2 separate regions of the Homo sapiens genome follow, and region 2 is linked to region 1. Evidence: chromatin loops called from intact Hi-C (ENCODE). Cell type or tissue: HepG2. All regions are shown on one strand. Links, peaks and the distances in the headings refer to the core of each region. The heading gives the core; the rest is flanking DNA. Region 1 overlaps LOC116435278 (a long non-coding RNA gene). Region 2 has its middle 34 kb from the start of PDGFA.

Region 1 (12,039 bases), core at 1,303-9,302:
AGTGAAGGAGGGGAAAGGAAAAAGGAAGGAAGGGGGTGCGTGCAGTGGCTCACACCTGCGAGGTCAGCACTTTGGGAGGCTGAGGCAGGAGGATCGCTTGAGCCCAGAAGTTCAAGACCAGCATGGACAACTTAGGGAAACCCTTCTCTACAAAAAATAAAAGAATTAGCCGGGTGTAGCCGCAGGCCCTGTAGTCCCAGCTACTCGGGAGGCCGGGGCAGGAGGATCCCTTGAGCCAGGGAGGTCGAGGCTGTAGTGAGCTGAGATCGCACCACTGCACTCCAGCCTGAGTGACAGAGCAAGACCCTGTCTCAAAAAACATTTTTTTATTTTAATTTTTTTTTTTTTTTGAGACAGAGTCTCGCTGTCGTCCAGGCTGGAGTGCGGTGGTGCGATCTCGGCTCACTGCAAGTTCCGCCTTCCGGGTTCACGCCATTCTCCTGCCTCAGCCTCCCGAGTAGCTGGGACTACAGGCGCCCGCCACCACGGCCGGCTAATTTTTTGTATTTTTAGTAGAGATGGCGTTTCACCGTGTTAGCCAGGATGGTCTCAATCTCCTGACCTCGTGATTCACCCGCCTCGGCCTCCCAAAGCGCTGGGATTACAGGCGTGAGCCACCGCGCCCGGCTGATTTTGTTTTTTGTATTTTTAGTAGAGACGGGGTTTCGCCGTGTTAGCCAGGATGGTCTCGATCTCCTGACCTCGTGATCCGCCCGCCTCGGCCTCCCAAAGCGCTGGGATTACAGGCGTGAGCCACCGTGCCCGACCCCTGTTATGCCCCTTACGATTATTATTGTATCTTTATGAGCTCAAGCTGCTGTCCCCTCCGAGTCTGGCACATGCTGGCTGGAGACCGGCAGCACCCGGATGGGGAAGAGCAGCCGTTTGGAGTCAGCATTGACAGAAAATCGAACACTGCTGCTCGAGGATTCAGAAGCGGCCCTTCTGAGCTCTGCTGTGCACGCCGCGGGCTCTGGAGAGATTGGCTGGGTCGTCCCCCACCTTCCTGGGGCAAGGGACCTGCCGAAGAGAGCCGGGGAAGAATGTCAACATTGTTAGGAAAACAAGCTTCAGACAGAAGCTCTGCATAGCGGCCACCCGGAGGGAGGTGGAATTTTGCAATGCGCCCCTCCCCGTGCAGGGCGAGTGGCCCCAGGGCACACGAAGGCCCTGGCTGCCGTGAGTTGATTTAAAGCTCGGCTGCCTATCTCTGGTGACAGGTTATTTGTGTAACCTACAGTTTTCTATGCACGTAGTAATTTCCACCTCCCTCCATGTCACACAGAAGACACGTTTTTACCCTGAGTCGGAGCAGGAGAAGTGTCTAAACGAAAGTGACTTCACAAAGGGCTTGACTGACAGGCGGGCGCGGGGAGAGCCGGGATAATGTCCGGGTTATCAAAGCAGACGCAGGTGGGCAGGTGAGAACGGGCATGCTCCCCAGCTCAGAAAGGCCCGTTCGGCTCGCAGGAGGTCCCAAAGCAGGAACTAACAGGCACAGGGATCGCTGGCCCCGTGCGTTTCCCTTTAAACACTGTCTAAGCTGTAACGAAGTCTGATTACAGTTTAGCTGAGATGGAAACTGAGAGGAAGGAACTATAATATTCAGCAATTACAATCACCTTCCTCTTTGGACAATCCCATTTCACTCCTCGGCTTATGCCTGTTCCCCGTGGATCCTGACTACACACCCTAACCTCATGCTTGGCAGTTCGTAAACAAGATGCCGCTCTGTGGTGACGGCGTACGCGAAATGAGAAGCACGACTCTGGGGGCCAGAGAGGCCTGATCTCGGTAGCTCCCAGGCTTAGTCTCTGCGCTACCTGGGCCGAAAGAGCTGAATTCTGCGAAGCTCTGTGTCCTTGCCTGTAGAAGGGGGAAGAACGGAACTTACTTGGAAGACTTGTGTGACTCGGGTGAGGATTCAGCTGTGCACACACAAAGGGACATGAGTGAGCAAGCGTCTGGCACGGACACAGCCGGGTGTGGAACAGCAGCCCCGCCCCGTTGGCTCAGAGGCAGCCGCACGCACAGAGGAGCTGTCTCAGCTCAGAGCCTGGCCTGGCCCGTCCACCTGGCCCTCTGGGAGGGCCGCCCCCCTTGCTTCTCTGGCCAAATTCCTACATCTGGGGTCTCGAGGGGAAGAGGCCGGGATGAGTTGCTGGGTGGCCCAGCAATAAATCTTGAACAATGAGGTGGCTCAGTCTCCCTCCTACCAAATGGACCAAGTTACCTCTGAGGCCGTGGGAGGTGAATGAGTCAGTGTTTGTGAAACACTCTGTGGATCAGATGAAAGGGCTCCAGGAGGGGCTGCCCATTAGAGGTGATCACAGGGAGCTTGGCCCACGCCCCCCAGAATGAGGGCCAAGGGGCGGGGGCGGCAGGAGGCCTGGACGCAGAGGAGGCCACAGCCAGGCCCCACTAAGCCACCTGTTCCCGGCACAGGCATCCGAGGGCCAAGGCTGCAGGAACCGTCTCTGCTGGTCACGTCTGGAGTGTGAGGCCCTGGAGGCCCCCGTGCACGTCCGTGCGATGATGCCGCCCACAACCACCGAGATCGGCCGGAGGGAAATAAGGCCGGAGGCAGCAGCACCCGGGGTGGGGCCTGGCGTGGCCCGGACCACGTAACCTCCTGCGCTTGGACAGCTTCTCCCACCTACCCGGGTCTCAGCACCCTCAGTGGTCTGCGGGGAGCCTGCTGCCATGCAAGTCCCTATAATCTGAGGGTGTGGACGCCCTTTTCTGCCACCATGGCCTGCTCCAGTCGGGGGCCGTGCCTGAGAGTGGGTGAGGGGGACCTCCCCAGCCCCTGGAGACCCTGGCTTGCCCAGGCCATGTGGCCCAGTGGACACAACAGAACCAGAGGCCAGATCCACCCCGGTGCCCACCTCCAGGCCTCAGGCAGCCCAGGGTGCACCGACCGAGGGCCCCACACTGTGCACCACGGCGACCCCTCCCCAAGGCCCCACCCTGCCCCATCCAGGCCCTCCCATCTCTATCTCCAGCCTGGGGGTCTCTGCCTCTCTCTGACCTGGGGCCTCCACTGCACCCACTCAGAGCCTGAGCCAGGCCCATTAAAGGTGCAAGGATTATCACGGAAGGTGGAGAGCTGTGCCAGCCACAGCGGCCCCCAGCCCCTTGCATCCACGGAGCACCTGGGGCACGTCCTGGTGAGACCAGCCACAGGTGGGAGGGAGTCAGCGCCGACTCATGACCGAGCTCTCACCAGCAATTTCTACATTGACTGCACATTGCAATGACAATGTTTGGGTGATGGAGTTAAAATATAGGCTCAAACTAAATATTACCTTTTTTTACATGTTTTCAGGCAGCACAAACAGATTTAAAACCAGGCATGAGGCTGCCGGGCAGCTCTGACCTAGAACAGCCACCTTGTTTTACGGCTGAGGACAGGAGGGCTGAGAAGGAAAGCCCTGTCCCTGCAGGGGCTAATGAATGAGAGGAGGGAGAATGAGCTACCCCCGGGAAGAATCAAATTCCGGAGGCAGGTGACCTCTGGGGCAGGCTGCAAGGACGCGGGCCTAGGGAATGGCTGCCTTCTTCTCTGGGTTTTTCTTTAAACCGCACTGCTCAGCCCAGCCATTTCCAGGAGGCCTCGCCATGGGCACACGCTGAGGCAGGTGGCGGCGCCCGCCTGGCCATTGGCAGACGTGGCTGTGCTAGGCGCCTTTTCTTTCTCAGCAGGACCCGGGGTGAGGAAAGAGACATGCCGGTCACTCAATGAAATAACCATGGAAACGCTGGATTCAGCGGAGGCGTCCACCTGCCCAGCCGCTCCCCCCGGAACTTCCTCCTTCAGTCCGGGGACCGCATCCAGCTTCTCCGGGGCCCGCGTGAAACAGGCTCGCCCCTCACCCGGCAGCCACCCAGAGTCCCGGCTTATCCATCACTGTCAGGCTCCGAGAGCAGCTCTGTTCTGAATGCCCGGCCGCTTCTGCAACACACAGGAGGGAACAGGGGTCCACGTGAGACCGGCCACTGGCAGAGGCCTGGGTCAGGCTGAAAGGTGCCTTGCGAGATGGGCACTCGCCAGCCTGCTCCAGCCAGAGCCCAGTTCCTTCTGAGAATCACACGGCCAGACAGAGGCTTGCTGAGAAGTGGGTGTCCTCCTCTCTGTCCAGCCCCAGCTGCACGGAAGCGAAGCCGGCCCCAGCGTGACTGAGTCCAGAGCCCAGCCCTGAGCACTCACCAAGGGCCAGGACGAGTCAGTGTGTGGGGCAGGTGCCGCCCCCACGACCTCATTCCCAAGCTCCCTCTGTGTCCCCGCAGCCCGTGCTGGCCAGGGAGGCAGGAGGGCATGGCAGGTGCTCCCAGAGCTCGCTTCTCTGCGCGTTCCCGCCGCCCTCCCTCCCTGGTCCTGCGGGCTGCCGGCCTCAGGATCCAGGTCACCTTAGGTGGCAAAGTTGGAGCCGTGCCCCACCTGCCTTCACTGGCTCATGTTGACTCCTTCATCTACGAGACAGTCTGAGCTTGAGGCTTGGAAACTCTCCTCTGCCGGACCTAGCTCTGGGCCATGGATGCACAGAGCCCTGAGCTCAGAGACCAGGAGAGGCTGGCACCATGCTCCACCCAGCAGGTGGCTCCAGGTCATCTGGAGTGTCCCAAAGCTGCAAGGCTGAGGGAGGCTCCCCCTTCCTGGAGGGGCCCAGGCAGCCCTTGGGATGGAGCCAGGGACGGTCCCTGACCCCAGGAGCTCCCTCTCCTCCCACGCCTTCCACAGACCCATCTCCCTCAGGACTGCCTTAACTTGGGGTCACCTAGAAATAGGTTTATGGGGAGGCCATCCCAGGGAACTTTCGCAGGAATGAGGGCTGAGATGGGGAAGGGCTGTTGTCACCACCATGGGGGATTGCTCCAGTGAGAGGGCCAGCACGGGACCCTCAGAGTCTTCCCACCCAAGGGTCATGAGATCCGGGTCAGAGGTCACAGGCTGCTCCTAGGGCCTCTAGATCTCTGGAGAGCCCTTGGCTGCAGTTTGCCGATGCCAATGGCTGGAGGTCAGCTGGCACTCCCACCACGATGGCCAGCGGACAACAACAGTGTGGGCACAGTGATGGGCACCCCCCCGTGTCCACTCGGCCGGGCTGCAGTGCCCAGCGGCACGGTCAAGCCCCATCCAGATGCCACTGTGGCTGTGCTGCAGGTGTGATGGACACGCACAATTGGCTAATTGCAAGTGCTGCAGATCACGAGATGTGGCTGGGCCTCAGCTGCAGCTGAAGATGAACGCCGAGGCTTCCTGGAGAAGGATTTCTGCCCCAAGACTGCAACATAAAATCCTGCCCGGGCTCCCAGCCTGCTCCCCTGCGGGTCTGCCCTGCAGATTTCAGATTCATCAGCCTGGACCATCACATGGGCCAGCGCATTAAATCAATCTCCCTGTGTCTGTGTCTCTGTCTCTCTCCCTCCAAAGGGCGCTGACTGATACGGGACCCTCTGTGTCTCTGCCTCAGGGCCAGGCTCCAGCCCCCGAGAGCCCCTGGTGGCTCAGCCTCTTCCCCACAGCCCTGCCCTCCACGAGGACGCTTTCGGCCCTTGGTGCTCTCTGTGTTACGGATTTATAGGGCTGTGCCCTGGGCCTGGACCTAAGGGGGTCGGGAGCAATGTCTGGACTTCCTGCCACCCTCAAGGTACGCAGGTATGTGTGTGCTCAGGATGATTTATGTAGAGGAAACTGGGGGGAAACTCCTTGCAAATAAACCTCTGAGATCCTACAGACCTCAGGGGGATGGCAGCAATGGTCGGAGCCCACTGCTCAGTCTGCAGATGGAGAAACTGAGGCCCAAAGAAGGCTTTGGCCTCTAGGTATGCCCTTGATTTCTGACCCTTAAGAGAAGCTGAGGAGTATGAGCATTTACTGTGCACTGTGTGGGCTGGTTCCACCTCCCTGAGATGTGGAGGACAGAGGCCCCTGTAACCAAGGCGAGAGTGACGGTCCTGGGGACTCCCGCCAGGCAGGCTGGAATCTGGTGGTACTGAGAGTGTCCTCTGCACACTCCAGGGGCAGCCATCTCAAGGACAGTGGCCATGCAGGGATAACCCTCATTCGAGCCAACTGGGCATTCTCTATGGGTCCCTGTGCCCCCAAGCCCCAGGAATGGACTGGAGCCCTGGGTGTTGGCCACGATCACTGCAGAAGGGAAGGTGAAGAGGAGGCAGAGGTCAATGTTCCTTCTTCCGGGTCCAGGGCCCAGCTCACACACCAGGCCTTGTTCTGGGCCCTGAGAGTATACTGCTGCCCTTACCAAGACCAAGCCCTCCCTGCACTGAGCAGTGGCCCCAGACCCAAGATGCCAGAGAGCTTCTGGTGTGGAGAATCGTGTAGAGACCACTGGGCCCAAGGTCTCCTTTTTACAGTGGGGAGACAAAAGAGACTTGTCCAAAGTCAGCTAGGGCCCCAGTATCCCAGAACGCCCATCCCCAGCCCCTGCCAGCCCTCTTTTTCATTCTCCTACTCCTGAGCAGTAACGGGAGATGGGGCCCACATTGTGATGGAGTTTGGAAAGTATTTTAGGGTACTGCAGCTGTCATCACAAAAACCACAAGCGGAGGGTCTTAAACAACACGGATTTATTTCTCACAACTCTGAAGGCTGGACGTCTAACATTAAGGAACCAGCACAGCTGGTTTCTCCACAGGCCTCTCTCCTCAACTTCTAGATGGCAGCCTTCCCCCAGATCCTCACACGGCCTCTCCTCTGTGCACAGATAGTGGGGATCCCTGGTGTCTCTTCCTCCTCCCATAAGAACACTGGTCCTACAGGATTAGGATTAGGGCCCCAACCTTATGGGATCATTCAATCTTGTTACCTCCTTAAACGCCTTGTCTCCAAATATAGTCACATGGGGGATACAGCTTCCACCTATAAGTTTGGAGGATGCCATTCCATTCGTAACAGAATCAAATGCTAGAGTGGAACTACTCTATTTAAAAGCTCCAGTGTATCCAGGCCGCAGCACATAACGAGGTAGGAAGAGCCGGAGAAGGCCTGGCTGGCCCTGGGAGACACGTCCATCTCACTGCTGGTTCATAAGCATGTGGGCACCCGGGAAGCTGGAGCGTGGCCTGTGTGACGTGGGCGCCCACCACCACGATGAGGCCGGTTCATAAACATGTGGGCACCCGGGAAGCTGGAGCGTGGCCTGTGTGACGTGGGTGCCCACCACCATGATGGGGCCGGTTCATAAACACGTGGGCACCCGGGAAGCTGGAGCGTGGCCTGTGTGACGTGGGCGCCCACCACCAGGATGAGGCTGGTTCATAAACAGGTGGGCACCCGGGAAGCTGGAGCGTGGCCTGTGTGGCATGGGCGCCCACCACCACGATGGGGCTGGTTCATAAAAACACGTGGGCACCCGGGAAGCTGGAGCGTGGCCTGTGTGACGTGGGCGCCCACCACCAGCATGAGGCTGGTTCATAAACATGTGGGCACCCGGGAAGCTGGAGCGTGGCTTGTGTGACGTGGGTGCCCACCACCAGGATGGGGCTGGTTGTGTCACCATCAGGCGAGGAAGCCATCACACACTGCACTGCCGAGGGGGAAGGAAGGAGGAAGAAGACGAGAAAACGACAGTGACGCCACTGCTCCCGCCCGAGTCACCTCATTGGACCCTCACGGTGATCCATGCTGAGCCCGCATTGGCCAATTTTTAAAGAAAGGGTCATTGGTTTGCCTCAAGTCATGCTGACTTCCTTGGGGTGAAGTCGATTTGCACCCAGGGCCCTCAGACTCCAGGTCCAGTGCTCCTTCCACCCCTCCACGCTCGCCACACCCACACACAACCAGCTGTGCAGAGGAGGGGCAGGCTCTTTCCGGAGCTGGCCGGGCAGCGAGAGGTCCCTGGCTGCCAATGCTGGCTGTTCCCGCAGCTGATACTTGAGCCCTGGACATGGTTATTTTTTATCCATTAAGTAATTCCGGTGGAGGCCAGAAAGAAATTGAGACCCACCTTGGCCAGGGCCAGCAAGGCTGCCGAGATAAAAGGTCACACTGAGGGTGGCTGTCCAGCCTCCTCTTGTTCCAACCCAGCTTCCGAATGAAAGCAGGACTCCAGGAAACTCACAGGTGTCCACCCACAGCACCCAGCCACCACCCAGCCCTTGGGGCAGCTCCCTGCTGAGAAACGGCAGCAGGGAGACTGACCGCCTGGGTTCAGACCCCAGCTGGCTTCTCCCCAGCATGTGGGCTCCTCCCCCAGCTCTTCTCCTGTCTGCAAATTGGAATCTCCCCTACAGGAGTTCAGGTGAGCTCATTGCTGTGTGAGGAGCCCAAAGTGTGCTCGGCGCACAGCAGGTGCTCAGTAAATGTGGCTCCCAGCCTGTTGCCTGCCACAGGCTCAAGGGCTCTGTGGAACAATGCCTGGCACTCAGAAATGCCCCCACAGGGCCCCCAGCCCTGAGGGCAAAAGACATCGTGAATCCCTTTGGTTTCTGTGCTTTATTTCCCCCATGCCTTAAAGCACTGGAGTATCAGCCTCATAGGGTGGGGCTGTGTCTTGTCACTGCATCCCCTCACCTAGAGCCACATCTGACTCAGAGGAGGTAACAATGGCTAATGGATGGATGGATGGCAGATAAAGGATGGATGGAGGATGGATGGATGGCTGGACGGATGGGTGGATGAATGGATGGATGGATGGAGGGATGGATGGACGGATGGACGGACGGACGGACGGATAGATGGATGGATGGATGGATGGTAGATGGAGGATGAAGGATAGATGGTGGAAGGACGGATGGTGGATGGTGGATGAATGGATGGTGGATGAATGGATGGTGCATGAAGGATGAATGGTGGATGGATGGTGAATGGTGGATGGATGGATGGATTGTGGATGGTGGATGGATGAGAATGGAGGATGAATGGTGGATGGATGGATGGATGAATAGATGGATGGATGGTGGATGGATGGTGGATGAACGGAGGATGAATGGTGGATGGATGGATGGATGAATAGATGGATGGATGGTGGATGAATGGAGGATGAATGGTGGATGGATGAATGGATGGAGGATGAATGGTGGATGGATGGATGGATGGATGGATGAATAGATGGATGGATGGTGGATGGTGGATGGATGAGAATGGAGGATGAATGGTGGATGGATGGTGGATGGTGGATGGAAGAGAATGGAGGATGACTGGTGGATGGATGGTGGATGGTGGGTGGATGGATGGATGGAGGATGAATGGTGGATGGATGGATGGACAGATGGATGAGAATGGAGGATGGATGGTGGATGGATGGATGAGAATGGAGGATGGATGGTGGATGGATAGATGGATGGATGGTGGATGGATGGATGCATGAATGGATAGATGGATTGATGGAGGATGAATGGTGGATGGAGATGGATGGAGGATGGATGGTGGATGGATGGATGAGAATAGAGGATGGATAGTGGATGGATGGATGCATGGATGGATGGATGGTGAATGGTGGAGGGATCGTGGATGGTGGATGGATGGGTGGATGGATGAATGGTGGATGGATGGGTGGATGGATGGATGGATGGTGGATGGAGGATGGATGGATGGATGGATGGATGCATGAATGGATGGATGAATGGTGGATGGATGGTGTATGGAGGGATGGAGAATGGAGGATGAATGGTGGATGGATGGATGGTGGATGGAGGATGAGTGATGGATGAATGGATGGATGGATGGATGGATGGATGGATGGATGGAGGATAAAGGATAGATGGTGAATAGATGGATGGTGGATGGAGGATGGTAGATGGGTGAATGGATGAGTATGTGGATGGGTAGATGGATGGGTGGGTGAATAGATGAATGGAGGGATGGATGGATGGATGGATGGATGGATGGATGGATGGGAAGGTGGGCGGGTGAATGGATGAGTGGGTGGGTGGGTGGGTGGATGGATGGATGGGTGGGTGGATGAATGTGGACAGACTGGCATAGCCCACATGGGTTCTAGCCCTTCAGCTGGGCAGTTGGAGGAGGTTTCTCAGCCTGGGGCTCTTAGCCTCTGTTTCTCTGAGGAGTCCCAGGCCCTTCTTTGCAGCTAGGAAAGTCAATTCCCCAAACCCCTCCCCTTTCAGTATCTAAATTGAGCAGATTCTACTTGAGGGAAAAGAGCCCCAGGTGAGCTGGACATCTCCCATCCCTCCACACTCTCCCAGTGGCTCCAGGGACAGGTGAGAACTCCCTGCTGCTCCCTAGGCACCCACTGGGTGCTCCCTGTGCCACAGGAGTTGACGCACAGCACCCTGCAGGGGCTCTGCTGGGGAATCTCATCCTGTTTACACGGCAGAGCCTGTGGTCTATCCCATAGCCACTGCCTACCTTGTCCATCCTGCAGCCACCACCTACCTTCTTGGCCACTGAGTTAGGATCTGGGGTAACCCCGAGGCAGCCCTTACCCTCCCTTGACCTTTGAAACAGGGTCTTTGACCCCACTGGTGGGCTCTGAGAAATATTTCCCCTTTCCTTCCACCCACTTCCCCACCAGGAGGCTGCACCTGCCAAAGCCCTGTGACGTTCTAGGGACATTCACTACCCTTTGCATGAGACGGAGGCACACGCAGAGACCCAGAACCTGGGCCGTCAGCTAAGGGTCAGCTCAAAGCTTCCCAGGTCCCAGATACCAAAGGGTCCTGGGGCCTCCACTCTGACACAGGAGCTGGAGCCCTGCCCCAAGCTTGCCCACACTCACAGAGCCAGAGCCAGAACCATCCATCCTGACCCAGGAGGGCCTCCCCGGCCTCACAGCCTCCGAGCCCAGCTCTGCAGAGGTGGCGCGCCCAGCGGGAGCTGTAAACGGGATGTGTCTTTAGCCTTGCTGCCAACTCTTGAGAAGCACGCCCCAGAGGCACAGGCCCTTCCAAGTTTCTCCCTTTTCTTTCTTCAAAATGCAGTCATTGGCTCCCCATCAAGAGGCCTCCTCTGAGTTGTGAGTGTTTCTCCCTCTGCGAGCTCAGCCTTGTGTCTTGACCCCCAGAAATGGTCTCAGTGCTTCTTCCTGAGACCCCCGGAATCCAAGGGGCATGGCCCCCAGCCAGGGTCCCCGGGGTCCTGACTCCACCCAACCACACACAGACTCCACTTCCAGCAGTGAGTGAGGCCCCTTGCCTCCGGGGCAGCAGCCACTTGTGTGGGGAGAGGTTGGGGTCAGCTGATGTGGGCTGGGGGCACCCCAATCTCCAGCTGGCCTAGAGTCTCCGAGAGCAAAGCAAGTCGGAACCGGAGCCGTGTGAAAGTCCGGCAGTGGCGGTGGTTCTCCTGCTGCCCTGCACATGCCATGGTCAGAGTGGCCACAGTGCCCCCATGATGTGCTGCAGGGGCGAGGCGGGGCGAGGCAGGCCTGCGCCAGGGAGAGATGGCCTGGCCCCACCAGCCAGCGCCCCGTCACCAGCACCCCATCACCCTGCATGCCCTCACCCTGTCTCCTTGGGTCCCTCTCCCTACTCAGCACACACGGTGACCTTTCAGGTTCTCCAGTGGGTCCTTTTGGACTCAGAGTAAGACCCTCACCCCTCCCTGGCCTGCCAGACGCTCTAACATCTGGTCCCCATTCCCCCAAGCCCTGCCTGGCATGCTGTCCTGGTCACCCCCCTAGACCCCGTCCTCGTCCTCCAGCTCTTGGCTCAGGTGTCCCCTCAAGAGGCCCCTGAGGCCCCACCCCACTCTCTGCAGCCCCTGGCCTGCCCCTTCCCCACTGCGGGCTTGGGCCCAGGTCCGGACTTGTTGAGGCCTCACCTCCTCCACGGCCACAGCGGCAGCCCAGGGCCTGACAGAGCACTGCAGTCTAACAGGCGCCTGCAATCTGCCCGGAGACGAACTGCCCTGAGCATTTGCTGCAATCTGCCCATGGATGCAGGAATGAGTGCCTTGAGCATTTGGGAAGGAAGAGAAAGGGAGGGAGGGGGAGGGGGAAGCAGTGGGGAGGGAGAGGGAAGAGGAAAAGATGGAGGTGGGGAGAAGGGAGAGAGGAGGGAGGATGGAGAGATGGAGAAAAGAAGGAGGAGGGAGAGAGGGAGGAGGGAGAAAAG
Region 2 (12,039 bases), core at 2,137-10,136, 46 kb after region 1:
TCTCTTCATGGTGTTTACAACCTCATGGGAGAGGCAAACACATAAATAAACCTGGTGCCTCGAAGGTTTGGAAACAGAGCAACAGAGCTTTGGAAAGGGCTGGGTGGGCCGCTCCTTCCCTTGTTGCCCCCTGCACACGAGACCCAGCAAAGCTCCAACTCCTCGTCTGGGAACTGAGGGTGATACGGCACCAACTGCGTCAGCGGCCCAGTCCACAGCACCAGGGGCTGGGAAGAGCTTTGTAAAACTTTGCTACCGTTGCCTCCACCACCATCAGCTGGAGGGTCACAGAAGGCGACCCCAGAGCCGGAGCCGGAGCCAAGCCTCAGCCACGAGTCAGCCTCTGCCGGCTCTGAGGACCCCCAGAGAGGGTGCCCCTCCCCAGTCATGGTTTCCAGGCAGTGACGCAGGGTGGTCTGCACCAGGCACCCTTTTCCAAGGATTTCAAGTTAGGTTTGTTTTCCAGAAAGCCAGTACTGGGGCCAAGCCAGCTCCAGGTGAGACAGGCGCTGGGGGTGCTGGGCTGGCCACTCACATCCACCCTCCCCCGGCCAGCGGGCAGGGAAGACCCCCCAACCTCCCTTCCTAGAAAGCGGCCCCATCTAAGAGAAGCCTTGAAATCGGAGCGTCAGGAAAGGAGTGTGGGGCTCAGCCCAGAGCTTTGTCAGCCTCACCAACACGGGGTCCATCCAGAAGGCTCCCGGCCTCCCCGGCCCTTCCTGGCTTTTAGTCACTGCCGAGCTTGTGAGCACTTGTGTGCTCCGGTGAAACGGCCGAGGGCAAGAGCCCTGGGGGGCAGGGGCGCTGTTCTCAGTTCCTGGAGGCAGCAGAGTGGGAGGAAGAGGCCCTGAGATGCCGTCTCAGTGCCCCCACCCCCAGCTTAGGAGAGAGATTACCTGGCCAGGGCCATCTGAGCAGCAAGATAGAGAACCTCTCTCCCTCAGACCTAGGAAACAACATTTGGGGTGCAATCGCCCAGGGAACCCAAAAAGGAGCCCCGGGAGGTCCCAGCCCTAGACTCACACTGACAGGTGCTTCTCCAAAGGAGGGGGCTTGTGGGTGGGGGGCAGCCATGCAGATGGGCCCAACAGCCCCTGGGAGCCAAGGCAGGGGCAGCTCAGGCAGGCAGGGCAAGGAGCGAGCGCAGGCCGAGGATCAGGGTGGGGCAGCATGGGGGCTGGGACCTCTGGTGCCCCCACCACCACCCTGGTGAGGACAGGAGGCACTCCCGGGGCTCGCATGGCTGCTGACCGCAAGCTTATCTCTCCCTGTGTGCATGTCTGCCCCTGGAGACAGGACTCTCTAGCTGCCAGCCTCCCGGAGAAGCCCCAGGCTGAGCTCACCCAGTCCCCTCCAGGCCCTGAACTGCCTCTCCTCGTCCCGAGCAAGCACTCTCCTCTGCCCAGACCCCTGGCTCCAGGCCAAATCCAGGGCTGCTGAGGAGCCCGAGGCCAGGCCCAGGGGAGATGGAGGAAGTGTCAGGTGCAGGCCAGGTCGCTGTTTTCTGATTGATAGGAAAAGAGGGCCAGGCAGGGCCCTGCGGAGGGCAGGGAGGAGTCCAGGTGGAACCTGGGAGGGGAGGCAGCTGGCCAGGGCTCCAGGGAGCCTGAAAAGAAAACAGCCCCTCTCCGAAGCCTGGCACTGTCCTTCCTCTCCCCTCAGGCCATGGGCTCCCATGGAAATCAGGCCAGGTCAGAGGGCACCACAGTTTAAGTGTGAGCCCCTGCAGATCTCAGATCCGTGAGCTGGGGACAGGTTCCCTGGGGCTGCAGGAGCTCCAGAGGAAGGCCGAGGTGGGGCCAGCCCGGCAGGACACAGGTACCTGGTCCCGCTAATTAATTGCTTCCAGCAGGCTCTGAAGAGCAGCTGGGCCCAGGAATGCCCCCTCCAGTGAAGACCGACTCTGTCTAACTTGTGAAGGTTTGGATACTGACGGCGAACCGCTCTTAATAAATCTCTCTCTCCTTCTCATGCGCAGCTCATCTGCAGGGCTTGGTGCCTCTGGGGGGCCAGGACGGTGGGCAGCCCTCCTCCCGTCCCCACACTCCTCCCCTCCCCACCCTCCTCCCTCCCTTCCCGCCCTCCTCCTGTCCCCACCCTCCTCCCCTCCCCAACCTCCTCCCCTCCCCACCCTCCCCTCCCCACCGCTGGGGCTGGTCCTGCTTCTTAGTGCCCTCCTGCCTTGAATGAGCACAACCCATGCGGTGGTCCTCCTGCGTGCCACCTTCTCTGTGCTTCACCTGCATCCCTTGCTGGTCCTTGGGTTCAATAACACTGTGGGGAGTCTCCAGAGATCCCACTAGACCAGATCAGGGGCCCTTATGGACCCTCCCCACCCACCTGAGAGGCAGAATAGCCTAGAGATTAAAAACTCAGAAGGGCCAAGTTCACATTCTGACTCCTCCACTTACAAGATTTGGTGTAAGATCCTTCCTGAGCCTGTGCCTCAACTTCTCCATTTTTGAAGCATAGGTCTCTGGCAGCACCTACCCATGGGTGGTTGTGAGAATTAAAACCTAAAGCATCTAACACCCCATCTGCCCCCAAGCAGCACTAGTCACTGCTGTCATTTCCTTCAGGCACTTACTTCAGTCTACGATTATGTTCCTTTTTGTGTATGATTAATGTCTAAATTTCCCTCTTAATGGTTAGCTCCAGGAAGGCAAGAAATTCATGGTGTCTGGCAGAGTGACAGGTCCCTGTTAGGTGCTCAAGAACTTATGTTGTATGGATGGATGGATGGATGGATGGATGGATGGATGGATGGTTGGATGGAGGACAGTTGGATGGATAGATGGATGGATAGATGGATGAATGGGTGGATGGATGGATGGATAGGTGGATTGGTGGATAGTTGTATGAATAATAGACGGCTGAACAGATTGATGGTTGGATAAACGGATGGGTGAATGGGTAGGCAAGTGGGTGGATAGTTGGATGGATGATAGATTGTTAGATAGATGAATGAATGGATGAGTGGATGGAAGGGTGAAAGGGTAAGTAGATGATGGGTAGATGGATGTGTAGGTGAGTGAGTGGATAATTGGATGGACAGATAAATAGGTGGATGGATGGATGGATCAGTAGATAGTTGGATGAATGATTGATGGTTGGAACAGTTGGGTGGATGGGTAGGTGTGTTGATAGTTGGATGGATGATAGATGGTTGGATGGATTGATGGATGGAAGGATGGATGGATGGATGGATGGATGGATGTGTGAATGGATGGATGGGTAAGTGAATGAATGGGTGGATAGTTTGATGGATGGATAGATGATAGATGGATGGATGGTTGAACACATGACTGACTGGATGGAGGGATGGATGGATGGATGGGTAGATCAGTGGATAGTTGAATGAATGATAGATGGTTGGACAGATGGGTGGATGGGTGGGTGGGTGGATACTTGGATGGATGATAGATGGTTGGTTGGACTGATAGATGATGGATGGATGGATGGATGGATGGATGGATGTGTGAGTGAATGGATGGGTAAGTGATGAATGGGTGGATAGTTCGATGGATGGATAGAAGATGGATGGATGGTTGGACACATGACTGGATGGATGGATGGACGGATAGTTGGATGGATGGATAGATAGAGAGATAGATAGATGGATAAGTGGATGGGTGGATGAGAGGATCTAGTACCAGGGGGATGGCTCCACCTTGATATCCAACTGAGGCCCCTGCCAATGGGTCCATCCTGATTTTGAGGAAGAACTTTGGCGGGGACCTGGGCCAGTCCTTGGCCCCCCCACCCGTGGGATATTGGGCGGGCGGGGATAAAGGGACAGCCTCGGTATCATGGACAAAGGGGCTGCACAACATGGGTGGGATGGGAAGACTGGCGGTGAAATACGCGGGTATGGGTTAAAAAATGGATGGATGGATGGATGGATGGATGGATGGATGAGTGGATGGATGGATGGATGGATGGATGGATGGATGGATGAGTGGATGGATGGATGACAGGAACTAGGACCAGGGGGATGGCTCCACCTTGATGTCCAACTGAGGCCCCTGCAATGCGCACCATCTGATTTGAGGAAGTATCTCTGCTGGAACTGGCCAGTACTTGCCCCCTCACTGTGGAATTTGGGCTGAGCCTGGAAAGCTGCTCCAAGCTATTTGCAAAGGGGTTTCCAGCCTTGGATCCCTAAAGGCTGCCAGAGAGAGGCTCCTGTGGTTCCCTGGGACAAGGAGACCTCCTTCATCCTCCATGCCTGTTTCTCAGACAGTGAAGACAAGGCACAAATGTGTGCTTTGGAGGTGGCTGAGGGGCTCAGACACTGCAGTGTGCAGGCGCCTGCCAGGCCTGATGTGGTGATGCTCGCTCAGGGCCTCTAGGGCAACCCAGGGTCATGTTTGATTTGACGAAGGGGTTAAGTGCGCTGCTCTTTAAAAGCCGGAACACAGACAATGTGAAGCTTCCTCCCTCAGACCCACCACATTGGTGGGCTTTACTTCAGCCCTAGGGACTCCTTCTGTCCCCTCACCCCTCTCAACTCCAACCCCCCCTCCCCAGACTGCAGAGAGGGGCCGGTTCTTGCCAGAGTCGCTCTTAGCCGTTTTGTGAAAAATCCATTTATTGTCTTCATTGCTTGGGAAGTTATAATCTTGAGGCTGCAGCTTCCTAAGGCGTTGCCATGGAGATGAATTTTCTGTCATAAATAAAAGTATTCTGGGGTCAGGAGATCTCAAGCATAACTAGGACAGATTTTGAGGGGGAAAATGCAAGAATTTCAGAAGCACATGAGATGATTTGGGCTGCCTTTTCCGGAGGGTGTTTTTTAGGCTGTCCTGAATTTGGCCTCTAGATGTGGGACCGTCCCTCTGCCGTACCCCCAACCCCGTTCCCCCAAGCCGACACTGTGTCTGCCTGCCCCTCCCCTCCTCCACCTGCTCAGGGCCAGAGCCTTGGGGGACCTGGTTTGGAAATCCAGGTTGGGGTGACGTCTGGGGTCACCCAAAGACGGGCTGGCTCCCAGTGTGTCCTCAGACAAGCCTTTCTGTCCCTGGCCCTAGACCCTGCCTGGGTGAGGGCCTCATTCACTCAGCCTAGGATTTTTGGAACATTCCTCACACGCCTCCTACGGGCCAGGGCTCACTCAGGTATTTCCCCTTGGGCTTGGGGCAGGCAGGGGGACACTCCCACTCCCGCATGACCCCTGCTTCCGAGGGCCCTGACCCCACCCCCACTCTTGCTCACTTCCCACCAGCCCCCATGGACATTAGCTTTAGGGATTTCCTTTTGTTCAGGGTCGCTGCAGGTCTGTGTTCGAGAAGGTGGGGGAGGCGGGACTGGAGCCCGGGAGGAAGGTATGCAGGGCTGAGGGGCCTCTGGAAGCCACCCAAGCCGACAGCCTCCGCCAGCAGTCAAGGGCTGTTTGCCAACCCCCATGCACCCCCTCATTAGGTAAACACAGAGTCCTCCATCAGCACAGGGCCCCAGAGCCATCCCTTGCACAGAGGCCCCAGGGTCCCCCGCGCTCGAGGGCCCCCCATGACCCTGGGACTGGGACTGCGGCACCCTGGGCCTCTCCTCCCAGCCCCGAGGCTCTCACTGGAGGACCCATCTTCCAAGGCTGCCACAATCCCAGGAGGCGGCTCCAGCCCCAGTAGCTCCAAAAAAACGAATGGAGAGGTGAGGAGGGAGAGAACAAAAGAAAGGAGGGAATGAAGGAGGGAGGAGGCTACGGGGTGAACCCTTTGCAGTTTGGACCTCAGACTGTGGTCCCCTCACCTACCTCCCCGGACAGCACCACCCTCCCTTCCCACCTTTGATGGGTCCCTGTCCCAGGAGAAAGCCCATAGAGACATCACACGGGAAGATCCTGCAGGAAGCCCTTCCTCCCTTGCAAACACTCGCAAAAAACGGCCCTTGATCATGGAGAAACAGGCTTCCAGGGCCCCCAGGGGCTGGGGTCCACGGTTGCAGGCCAGCAAGCCACAGCTCCCAGGCTGGGGCTCTAGTGAGTCTAGCCTCCCCAAGACCCACTTCTGCCAGGGGTTCTCTGCCTCCTGATAAATAACTGTGACACTATCTGCCCACATCCCTTGCTGAGCAGCAAAATCAACACAGGACAGGCTGTGACTCGCCAGGCCACGAGGAGCTGCAGGACGTACACACTGCATCGCCATCTGTGGGGCTTGGACAGCCACAGGAGGGACATGGCCCCAGAAGCCTGGCAGGGCATCCCACTGCGAGGGCCCCTCAGTGCCAGCTCTCGTGGCCTCTCACCAAGTCTGGCCCCAGCCCAGCTTTCCATCGCCACAAGCTTGTGCAGTCCACACCCGCCACCAAGAAGGGCGCTGGGGGTTGGGGCCAATGCCAGGTGGGGCAGGGAGGGGACGCTGTGGGAGGGAGGGGTGGCTGAACAGGATAAGGGCCCTGGAATGCACGGCTCCACCCCTGGATGGCTGTGTCCTCGTCCACAGAACAGGGACAGGGCCGCAGAAGGGCACTGTCAGGAGGCGGGATCCCTGTACCCTGATGACTCCCGGGAAGCGGCAGAAATCACGGTCATGAAGGATTCGTAACCGGGGCAGGGCTCTTCTCAGAGCGGGAGAAACAGACAGCGTCCAAGGAGCACCCCACACTGTCCCAGCTGATAAATGAACACAGCTGCAGACCATAGCAGGGTCCTCAGTGAGTCCGAGCTCTCCTGACTCCGCGTCGGACTGAAGCATCCTCGAGGGTGTCTATATGAGCCTGTGTGTGAGCTTGTGTGTGAATGTGTGCGTGCCTGTGTGTGAATGTGTGTGCCCGTGTGAGCCTATGTGAGCCTGCATGTGAATGTGTATGCCTGTGTGTGAATGCATGTGCTTGTGTGTGAGGCGCGCTTGTGTGTGAGGCATGTGAATATGTGAGCCTGCATGTGCCTGCATGAGCCTGCGTGTGCCTGCGTGAGCCTGCGTGTGACTGTGTATGCCTGTGTGAGCATGTGTGTGCGTGTGACTCCATGAGCCTGTGTGTGAATGTGTGAGCCTGCATGTGAATGCGTGTGCCTACGTGAGAATGCGTGAGCCTGTGTGTGAATGTGTGTCCCTGTGTGTGGACCTGCACGTGAGTGAGTGTGCCTGCATGTGAATGCGTGTGAATGCATGAGCCTGTGTGTGAATGTGTGAACCTGTATGTGAATGTGTGTGCCTGTACGTGAATGTGTGTGGTGCTCCATGTGTTTTTGTGTCTATGTGTTTGTCTCTGTGTGGCTGTAACTTTCTGTGACTCTCCAAAAACCCTGATTCAAAACCAAAGACACCACAGGAAAAGAGGACTACAGAACAATTTCCCACTTAAGCATGGACACAAAAATCCTTAACAAATGATTAACAAGTAGAATCAATATAAAAAGAAACGTATTTAATGACCAAGGTGGGTTAATCTCAGGAATGCAAGGTTAATGTAGCATTTGAAAAACTAATCAATGTAATTCACAATAATAGAATTATGTAAAAAAAAATCACATGGTAATTTTAACAGATGCAGAAACCATACAATGAAATGCAATAGATGCAAAAAAAATGGACACAATTCAACAACTTTTCATGATTTAAGAAAAACAAAAAACCCTCTCAGAAAACTAATAGGAGAAGCAAACCTCCTCAACTTCATTAAAGGCATCTACAAAACAGCTACAGCTAACATCTTACTCAATGTTGAAAGGCTCATTGCTTTCTAGCTAATAACAGGAATAAAGCAAGATTGCCCATTCTATTGTCACTTCTATTTGTTCTGGAGGTCCCAGCCAGTACAACAAGGCAAGAAAAAGAAATAAAAGGCATACAGAATGCAAAAGAAGAAATACAACAGTTCTTATTTCCAGATAACATGATCATGTATGTAGAAAACTCAAAGGAATTTCAAAAGAATTCTACTAAAACTAATAAGTGAATTTAGCAAGGTTGCAGGATCTAAGGACGATATACAAAAACAAATTGAAATTGAACAACTAGACCAAAGATCAACCAGCAAGTAGAAGACCTGGACAACATCATACACCAACTCGATCTTATGTGCATCTACAGAACACTCCATTCAACCATAAAGGTATACACATTCTTTTTCTTTTGGAGATGGAGTCTCGCTCTGTCACCCAGGCTGGAGTGCAGTGGTGCAATCTCAGCTCACTGCAGCCTCCACCTCCCGGGTTCAAGCGATTCTCGTGCCTCAGCCTCCTGAGTAGCTGAGATTACAGGCATGCCCAACCATGCCCGGCTAATTTTTGTATTTTTAGTAGAGACAGGGTTTCACCATGTTGGCCAGGCTGGTTTCAAACTCCTGACTCAAGTGATCCGCCTGCCTTGGCCTCCCAAAGTGCTGGGATTACAGGTGTGAGCCACTGCGCCCATCCAGAAACACACATTCTTTTCAAGTGCACGTGAAACATTCTCCAGGATAGACCATATGTTTGGCCATAAAAGAAGTCTCAATAAATTCAAAATAATGAAAATCATACCAAGTATGTTCTCTGACCATAATGAAATAAAATTAGAAATCATTAATAGATGAAAATTTATGAAATTCACAAATATGTGGAAATTAAACAACACACTCCTACATAACCAATAAGTCAAAGAAGACATCCCAGCGAAAACCAGAAAATACTTTGAGATGAAAGAAAACTCAACTTACCAAAGCTTATGGGATGCAGCTTAAAACAGTGCTTAGAGGGACATTTATAGCTAGAAACTCCTAATTTTTTAAAATAAAAAAGAAAAGACGTCAAATCAATAACTTAATCTTCCATCTTTTAAAAAATGGAAAAAAAAACCAAACCAAACCCAAAACAAGCAGAAAAATGAAATAACAAAGATTAGAGAGCTACTTGAAAGGCTGAGGCAGGAGGATCACGTGAGCCCAGTTCAAGACCAGCCTGGGCAACATAGCAAGACTCTGTCTCAAAAAAAAAAAAATTACGGGGGAAATAAATTTTAAAAATAAAGAGTAGAAAAACAATAGAGAATATTAACAAAACCAAAAGTTGGTTCTTGAAAAAAATAAAATAGACAAAACTTTAGCTACACTGACCAAGAAGTAGACAGAATAATCAAATTACTAAACTCAGGAATGAAAAGAGGGAACATTAGTATCAGCCTTACAGAAATAAAAATAATAAAGGAATGCTGTGAACATTGTGTGCCAAGAAATTAGATAACCTAGATGAAATGAACAAATTCCTAGAATCACAAACTGACTCAAGAAAAAGAGGCCCGAAGAAATATGAAGACTTATAGTAAGCAAAGAGATTGAATTAGTAATCAAAAAACTTCCTACAAAGAAAAGCCCAGGACCAGATGGCTTCACTGGTGAATGCTACCAAATATTTAAAAAGGAATTAACACAAATGCTTCCCAAACTCTTTGAAAAAATAGAAGAGGAAAGAACTCATTCTGTGAAGCCAGTCATAACCTGTCACCAAAACCACACAAAGACATCACAAGAAAACTACAGACTACTATCCCTCATGTATAGACACACAAAATTTCAATAAATAAAAATATTAAATAAATAAAATATTAAAAAGCCAAATCCAGCAACATACAAAAATAATGACTGTGCTCCATGACCAAGTGGGATTTATTCCAGGAATGCAAAGGTGGTTCAACATACAAAAAAAAAATCAGTGTAATATACCATATTAACAGAATAAAAATAAAAATCACATGATCATCTCAACTGATGCAAAAAAAGGACAATCTAATATTTTTTCATAACAAAAATAAATAAACACTCAACAACTAGGAATAGAAGGGAACTTTCTCACCCTAATAAAGGACATCTACATAAAACCCACAGCTAGCTAAGGCAAAAGACTTAGAACTCTTCCCCTAAGATCAGGAGCAAGACAAAGATGTCGGCTTCAGCCACTTCTAGTCAACATTCTACTGGAGGTACTTTCTAGCCAGGGCAATTATAAATGAAAAGAAAACAGTTTTTACAAAGAACAAAGCTGGAGGACTCACAATTTTGGATTTCAAACTTACCACAATGTCAGTAATGAAGACCCAAGGCATAGGGAGAGACATATAGATCAATGAAATAGAACTGAGAGTTCATTTAAAAAGCTATACATTCATGGTTGATTGACTTGTCAAGGGTGTCAAGACTATTCAGTGGGGAAGAAGAGTCTCTTCCACAAATCGTGCTGAGACAATTGGATTTCCACCATACAAAAGAATGCAGGTGGACCCCTGCCTCACACCACATACAAAAATTAACTGAAAGCAGATCAAACACCTAAATATGAGAACTAAACTATAAAACTCTTAGAAAAATATCATAGTCACAAACCTTCATGAATGCATCTTGTGTACAAAATTCTGAGCAACTCTGGTCTAATCTGGTTTAATCCAACAGTTCAACCACCTTACAGTTGAGGAAACTGTGGCTCAGAGAGGGGTGAGGCTCTGCTGAAGGTCACTGACCCCCCATGAGCAGAAATGACCTTCAGAACACCCCTCCCTTTCCTGCACCAGGCCAATTCACTGAGCCATTTTGGTATGCAACTCTCTGCTGAGCCAAGAATGAACAAACAAATTAACTTCTCGGCAGGGTGCAGTGGCACTTGCCTATAATCCCAGCACTTTAGGAGGCTGAGGTGGGAGGATCCTTTGAGCCCAGGAATTTGAGACCAACCCGGGCAACAAAGAGAAGCCCCGAGGCCACACCAGTCCCACCTACTCAGAAGGCTGAGGCTGGAAGGATCAGTTGAGCCCAGGAGGTCGAGGCTACAGTGAGCCATGATCGCGCCACTGCACTCCAGCCTGGGCGACAGAGAGAGATACTGTCTCAAATGAATAAATACGTATAAAAATAAACAAGTGACTTTCTTGAGACCCAGTAGCCATAAGTCCTCCCTGACATCCACAGTGCAGGGTCTAGGCTTTTCCATCCATCAGGGCTGGAGGTCTGGCTGTGTAGACAAGTCCTAGCTCTTGGTTCCTGGGGGAGGGGATTTGGGAGTCGACCGTGCCAGTGGACGCTGAGTAGCACAAGGCTGTGCCAGGAGGTCCAGAGGAGCCCAGGACAGGGCAGAGCCTGGACTAGAGACAGGCAGGTGGTCCTGAGGTCAGGTGGGGTTCACCACTGAGTTATGAGTCTCTGCCTGACAAGCTTGAGAAGCCTCCCACGCCAGGTGGCAGCTGCCTCTCTGGACCACAAGCCCCGGCACGCCAGAGCGGCTGCATTCCCTTCTGAAATGCAGCTGTAGGGAAAGACCCAAAGCTCCGACCGCTGACCCCTCCCTGGGGATTCAGTGAGACCTCGGAACCCCTGGGGCAGGCGTGCTGGGGACTACGTGGGGGGATACCTGCGCCATTCCCCAGACGCCTCTGGGGACCTGCTGGGGCTGAGCAGGGACAAGGAAGCCTCAGTGTTGGGAGCACCTAGATGGAAAGATTCCCAGCCAGGCCTCCCTGGCAAGGAGGTATGGAAGGGCAGCAGAAAGTGCCAGAATGGGGCTCCCAACCCAGCCTCTGCCCCACAGCCACATCTCCCAGCCCTCTCCGGAAGGGGTGTCACAGTACTGGCACCAATGGCCCTAGTGGGGGACAGGGGCTGTGAGGCTGGTCCTGCCTCGTGTGTGCTCTGGGCTTTTTCCTCCCAGAGTCCCCTGAGGGAGACAGATGGGGGTTGCAGCTGGTGCTCTGTGGCCCGCAGGGGATGGGGGGGTCTGTCGGCAGTGGCTCCTGCAGCCTGGGTCTAGGGCCTGCAATGGGCTTCCCTGCCTGACTGGGGTTGCCTAGAAGTCAGAGTCAAGGAGGGGTGTTTCTGTCTGTCTATATGTCCTGCACACCAGACGACTAAGGGCCTTGGTGGAGCCCCATGTCCAGGGCCTTGGGGCCACCAGGCTCCAGCTCAGAAACCAGAAGGGCCCGGGATGGCTTCCACCACCCAGGGAGGGGCGAGCAGGGGCCTCAGCCGCCGGATGCTGGTGCGTGGCTGGGTGACCGGGGGCCGGATCATAAATACTGCACATTTTTTGGTGGCTCAAAGGCCGGGATAGAAACAGTGGCTGTTTTATTCTGTAGA

The links. Peaks named below come from ENCODE experiments on the same cell type or tissue, not always from the same donor. Only the 100,000 strongest peaks of a DNase experiment are listed, where the experiment ranks them.
Region 2: a loop joins it to region 1, with 2.0 times the contacts of the local background. A loop is called at or near these places in 3 of 110 quality-filtered maps.

The regions. Positions count from the first base shown.
Region 1 is chr7:433,999-446,037 of GRCh38, forward strand. LOC116435278 (a long non-coding RNA gene) reads left to right here. Exons shown (of 2, transcript NR_165239.1): 2 at 3,706-5,391. Among named protein-coding and RNA genes, the nearest start is that of PDGFA, 80 kb to the right of the region's middle. RefSeq lists enhancers at 1-713, 1,460-2,659, 2,386-3,221, 11,427-12,039. In HepG2, for the core only: a CTCF peak has its summit at 4,595 (motif pointing right); no DNase peak of the experiment used is centred there; H3K4me3 peaks cover 942 bases; H3K27me3 peaks cover 5,123 bases.
Region 2 is chr7:479,534-491,572 of GRCh38, forward strand. No RefSeq gene overlaps it. Among named protein-coding and RNA genes, the nearest start is that of PDGFA, 34 kb to the right of the region's middle. RefSeq lists enhancers at 387-907, 11,107-11,886, 11,887-12,039. In HepG2, for the core only: no CTCF peak of the experiment used is centred there; DNase peaks (open chromatin) are centred at 5,378 and 6,391; H3K4me3 peaks cover 489 bases; H3K27me3 peaks cover 278 bases.